Regions from separate parts of the Homo sapiens genome. Here region 2 is linked to region 1. A link is an interaction called in ENCODE POLR2A ChIA-PET data of the cell type or tissue named here. Cell type or tissue: HepG2. All regions are shown on one strand. Links, peaks and the distances in the headings refer to the core of each region. The heading gives the core; the rest is flanking DNA.

What was found. ChIA-PET counts read pairs that join two places held together with the same protein. Peaks named below come from ENCODE experiments on the same cell type or tissue, not always from the same donor. Only the 100,000 strongest peaks of a DNase experiment are listed, where the experiment ranks them.
Region 2: POLR2A ChIA-PET joins it to region 1 with 7 read pairs; 1 of 35 experiments calls an interaction of 5 or more read pairs at or near these places.

What each region holds. Positions count from the first base shown.
Region 1 is chr20:23,627,463-23,630,372 of GRCh38, reverse strand. It overlaps a transcript of CST3 not described here. Among named protein-coding and RNA genes, the nearest start is that of CST3, 9.0 kb to the left of the region's middle. In HepG2, for the core only: no CTCF peak of the experiment used is centred there; DNase peaks (open chromatin) are centred at 232, 632 and 1,152.
Region 2 is chr20:22,522,759-22,525,668 of GRCh38, reverse strand. LOC105372564 (a long non-coding RNA gene) reads left to right here and starts at 1,479. Exons shown (of 3, transcript XR_937341.3): 1 at 1,479-2,321. In HepG2, for the core only: no CTCF peak of the experiment used is centred there; DNase peaks (open chromatin) are centred at 468, 1,408 and 1,818; H3K4me3 peaks cover 1,632 bases.

The DNA.
Region 1 (2,910 bases), core at 156-2,655:
TGTCACCTGAGGCTTATGGGGTCGAGTCAGATGTGCTCAGGCCACTGTGACATCAGCTGGGGCTCTGGCTCCCTTGAGACCAGGTCAGGCTCATCTGAACTCTAGTCTCAAGCTTGGCTGTACATGGCGTCACTGGGGAGCCTGGCTGCACATGGCAATCCCATGATCCCAGTCGGAAAAGTTGATCGTGTTCTGGGATGGGACGTGGACATTGGATGTTTAAATACTCCTCCCATTGCTTCCCCAAGGAACCACTGGACTATAACTCAATTAGAGTCCTGGTCAAAGTCCAGTTGCTCCTAAAACATCTGCAAATTGCAGCAGGTAAAGATAGTCTCATGGTCACATCTGCCTGTGGACACACTTTCCGTGCCAGGTATCTCTGCAAACGTGTAGCCCTTGATTTCCAGTAAATGAAACTCAACAAAGCAAAAGCAAACGGAAATTCCTTCCACCAAAGCTTTGTTTGGGGCAATGAAATTTGTCGGTGATTTCAGGAAATCACCTCCTGCCCTGTGGAACAGTAACCCCCACTTCCTCAAACCCAGCACTGGGTATTTCTGTCCTTGAAATGCCCTTGGCTTCCCTCCCAAAGGTAGTTGCCACTTGACCTTCACATTCCACCCCCTCCCCCCCCCACCAGTCACTGGCCTGATTGTTCCCCTGCCTGCTCTTCGCCGTGGCATTCCCCATCTGTCCACGCATCCTCTCCACTGAGTCCCTCAGCAAGTCCAAAGGCTCCTTTGTGGGGTAGAACCACTCAGCTCTTTGTAGACTTCCCCACACCCATCAAGGTGCTTATAAACCAAAGGCCTTCCTAGTGAACAGGACCACCTTCTTTGTGAGGGACTTGAGATCACTAATAGCAACAGTTATTTATTTATCTATTTATTTTACCCAAATCCAGGACCCTGATGAAAAGACTGAGGAAAATGCTGCCTTTCCTGAATGGCTACCAGGCAGGGAATGATGCTGGGAAGTGTTTACCCCACAGGCTCTGTGCCTTCTCTGACTGGGCAGCTCATGCTGTATGCATGGAGGCATCATTACCAAACACACCTCTGAGGCCAGCGGCCAGCGTCTGACTCACAAGCCATGACTGCCCCACCTTCTTACAACAACAATAGCAGTTTCCCCGTGAGGATTCACCCCTCCTCCCCTCTCACTCCGCCTTTTTCCAGGGAAGCTGACTCTACCCTTTGGACCACAGCTTGGAGCACTTGACCCTGGCTAAGCTGGTCAGGGCAGCGGGTCTCCCTCCCCTGAAGCCTCATGATTGGCATGAGGACAACACGTGACCTATGTGTGGCTGCCCAGGACCCACATAGGCTTAACGGTGGGATTTTGTTTGACTGTGTGATAAGTGGGTTCTTCCTTCCCTGCTGAGTGTGAAGATAAAAAAGACTTGAGGTCTGGGGCCCACTTGGAGCCTGTTTGAGAATGAAGCCAAGTTATGGGAAGCAACAAAACTGAAGAGACAGCAAGGAAACCAGGCCTGGTGGTGCACTCCCAGCTATTCTGGAGGCTGACGCGGGAGGACTGCGTGAGCTCAGCAGTTTGAGGCTGCAATGAGCCATGATTTCACTACTGAACTCCAGCCTGGGCAAAAGAGCGAGACCCTGTGTCTCAGAAAAAGAGAGAGAGAAACAGAGAGCAAGGAGCAGGTGGGTTATAATGGAGTCCCTGCACCAAGCAGAGCCTGATGCCCGCCCTTGCTCTGAACTTCCTAGTTATGTGAACCAACCACCAGGCCAGTTGGGTTGGGTTTCCAGCCCTGTGCTCTTGTCTGTCCTCACTGACAGACAAAAATAACTCATCAGTCGGTTCTCAGACCCACAGTCCCATGACATTTCTTGACTGTTTCAGAAGTAATGCCTCAAGGACCAGCTTGCAGAAAGTGGAGGACCTGCCCCCTGGACCTTACAAGTAGCAGGCCACTCTTAAAAATGCAAGGACCACAGATGTCACCATGACTGAAAAATAGAGGCTGGCCCTGCCTCTGAAGATGCTGCAATGGACTTGTGTTCAAGGAGAAATTGGCTGTAACTTCCCTTATTGAGATATAATCGGGCTCATCGTTAAGCTGTGGTCAGCCAGAAGTGTAGCTGTGCCCCTGGGATTGAAATCAGCAATCAATCTGGACATCCTTTTTCTATCTTCATGAGGCACCTCCCCAGTACCAACCAAATTTCTTGGGGATCCCCCGGGACTTCTCATAAATGGAATTGATTTGAACTCAGGAAACCCTCAAATAGGCCAGAACAACTCACTAATTAAATTCATCCCCTCCCAAAAACAAAAACAAAAACAAAAAAAAACAACACACATGATAGGAAAAAAATTTTGCAAATTATATATCTGATATAGAACTTGTATTCAGAACATATAATGAACTCTTACAACTCAATAAGACTGGTAACCCAATTAAAAATTCTTTTTAAAAAAACCAATTTAAAAATAAAGGCAAATAACCTAATTTTTATATAACTCAAAGTTTTTAAAGAAACAAACCAATTTAAAAGTTCCAAAGGATTTGAATAAACGTTTTTCCAAAGAAGATATGTAAATAGCCAATAAACGCATAAAAACGTGCATAACACCATTAGCTATTAGGAAAAGGCAAATCAAAACCACAGTAAAAAGCAGCTTCAAAGCCACTACATGGTTGTGGTCAAAGAGACCACAAATAACAAATTGGAATCTTTATACATAGCTGGTGGGAATGTAAAATGGTGCAGCTGCTTTGGAAAACAGTTTCACAAGTTTTCAAAAGGTTAGACCTACCATATAACCTAGCAACTCTACTCATATTTATATGTCAGCTACAAATAAAAACATTAAGTTCACCAAAATATTTACACATGAAAGTTCATAGCATCATTATTAAAATCAGAAAAAAATATATTAAAA
Region 2 (2,910 bases), core at 182-2,681, 1.1 Mb after region 1:
CAGCCCACTGCAACCTCTGCCTCTCAGGCTCAAGTGATCCTCCCATCCTAGCCTCCTGAGTAGATGGGACCACAGGCGTGTGCCACCACACCTGGTTAGTTTTTAAATTTATTGTAGAGATGAGATCTCTCTATGTTGCCTAGGCTGGTCTCAAACTTCTGGGTTCAAGTGATCCTCCTGCCTCAGCCTCCCAAATAGCTGGGATTAGAGCAGGGAGCCACTGTACCCAGCCTCCTCCTTTCCATTCTTCAGTCTCCAGAATTGCAGTTGTTCAACATGAAGAATAAAGAGTGAGTGCTGGAAAACCATTGGAAGTACCTTTATGATGGGGCCATCTGCTTGTATCTGCCCTTTGGAAAAATCAATGATTTTGATTTTTGGGCAGTTATTTAAGCCTGAAAATATTCATTAGAACACCACAGGGGAACAAAGTCCACCCTTCCAGCCCTCATCGATTTCTCTGAAGTTGGTTAGATGTCACAATTTCTCCAAACAGACTCAGGGAAGTTGACCCAGAGAACAGCACCCAGGACCTTGTGCAGCCAGCAGTGCACGGCTGCAAGAGAGATAGCTATTCGAAGCAGAGGCTTTCTTTTTTTTTATTTTTTATTTTTTAAAGACAACATGATTCTTCCCAGAAAAAAATATAAATCCTACAATGACACCCATTGGGCTGGTGGAAATTCAGTAGAGACAGTTTCATAATTTGGAACTTCGTAACTTGTGGCTTAATATATTGCCCCAAGATAAATTATGGAAAAGCTCCATGTATGGGATTGGTTATAAAATCCACTGCCAAACTGTCTTTCTCCTGGGGCTGGTGGGCTAAGAACCATAGCCAGGTCTCACAGATTAGAGAGCCCCCAGGGAGTGAACCTGGAATGCTGGTGACTCAAGAGAACTTGTAGGCCTACAAAAGTCCAGTGCCTCCCCAGAGAGCTGGGTGTAATTTTTCTCCTTGTTGGGAAGATCCGGGGCTCCTTGGGTGCCAGTCTAGCTATCTTTGTACTGACTAGCTAAGCTCTTTCTGTCAGCCAATAGCGTCAACTTAATTTTCATCATGTCATTATTTCCGTGGCCCAGACATGCCAATGGGACATCAAAATTATTTTGATAAGAACTTTACTTCGTCACTTAGGATTACAGCAAATTACACAATCGCTTTCCTTTCCCCAAGGAATCTCTGGCAGAAGAGAATAAAACCATGTAATCCAAGGCAAGGGGGAAGGGAACTAACTTTTATTGCATTTCTCCTAAATCCAGGTGCTTTACATAGATTATCTCAGATAAGTTAATCCTAGGCAACAACCCTATGAGGATTGTCATTTAACAAACAAAGAAAGGGAGATTTAGGGAGGTTGGGAAGGTTACCCAAGACCTCAGGACCAGAGCTGAAAAGCAGGCAGATGTGGGGCCAAAGTCCAGAATGTTTTCATTGACAAAGCACCAGCTAAAACACAGAATACCAATGACTCTTAGACTCATTCCCGGGCCTCCGGCTGACCACGGGAAAGGGGATCTTCAGGAGCGGGTGTCTCATGGCTGGGAAGAGGACGGCACAGGAGGGCTGGGGAACCCGAATTGCAGCCTGAATGGCCAGTGTCCTTTCTCCAGAATGCAGTTCTCCCTTGCTCAGAAGAAATGAGTCTGCCAGTGGGTACAACATGAGATGATACTTCCACCCCCATTGGTGACAGCCCTCACCTAGCTATCAAGGTATGCAGGGCTGACTTTTCACCTTCAGCCTGCTCCAGGGAAGGGCCAGATGGCATTCAGGCTGATTCTGTGCTTCTGGCTGACTAATCTCTCCAGGTACAAGAGTAAACATGGAACGTGGGGACACCATATGTCCCTGACTCATAGAGCTTGCAGGAATCACCGTCATTCTACGTGGCATCTGCTTTCCTCGGCCGAGGTGGGAGGTGGGTCAATGTAGCGGAGGAAACGTGTCTTAAAGTACAAGGCAGAGTGAACTGAAACATAAAGAGAAGTGTGCACCTGGTAGTTGTATCCTAAATGACATTTATTTTCCAAATGTGCTTTGTTTTGCTAGACAGTGTTCGACTTCCTTCACTCCTTCCAGGGGCCAGCATGTGGCTGGCCACTGTCCACCCTCAGGGGTTGTGAACTGAATTAAAGGGTTGCGTCCTTCATCCATTTTCTTTGCTGAACTGTCTTGAATTTTACCCTAAGTTCAAAATGAAGCAGACCATAGCTGAGTTTAAAGGAGATCCGATTGACATTGGGAAGTGGCACCCAATAAGATGGCTGTTTCTTCCGCCTGCTCCAGGGCTCGCCAACAGGAGAACTGAAAGCTGAAGGTGAGATTAGGGTGTAGGGTCAGCTGCTTGGGGCTGGGATTGCTGGCAAACTCTGAGGGCGGGCAGTGAGCGCTCATTAGGAGCACATGGCTCATGAAGCTTCTAGCACCTGTTCCTGAGTCAACCAGAGTAACGAAGAGGATGAAGTAGCCAAGTCCGGATTCTTAAGCATAGAATCAGAGAAGTAAGTGAAGCAGATGCAGTAAGTGAAGCACAGAGGGGTGATATAACCCACCTAGGACTACACACTTGTGGAAGGTCCAAGTGGAACCAGAGACCAGGGCCTCTCCAAGATCCAAGGCTTTTCTAGAAAGAAAGACTCCACTGGGCCCTCTAGCATTTCTGAGTCACTCTGAGCCACATGCCATGGGACCCCAGGAGTGAACGGCCTGCATTTCATAGGGTTAGGGTCATCGCCTGCACTTTGCAACCAGAGCCTTAGGAAGGTTAAGAATGACCCAGGGTTGAGAAAACAGTGAAAGGCATTCTAAACCACATCTTCTCCACTGTCAAGAGCCTTATCGCATCTGTGACAGTTTCCCATTTCCTATCCCATCCTACCTTGACATATTTGTGAGATGGGTCTTGT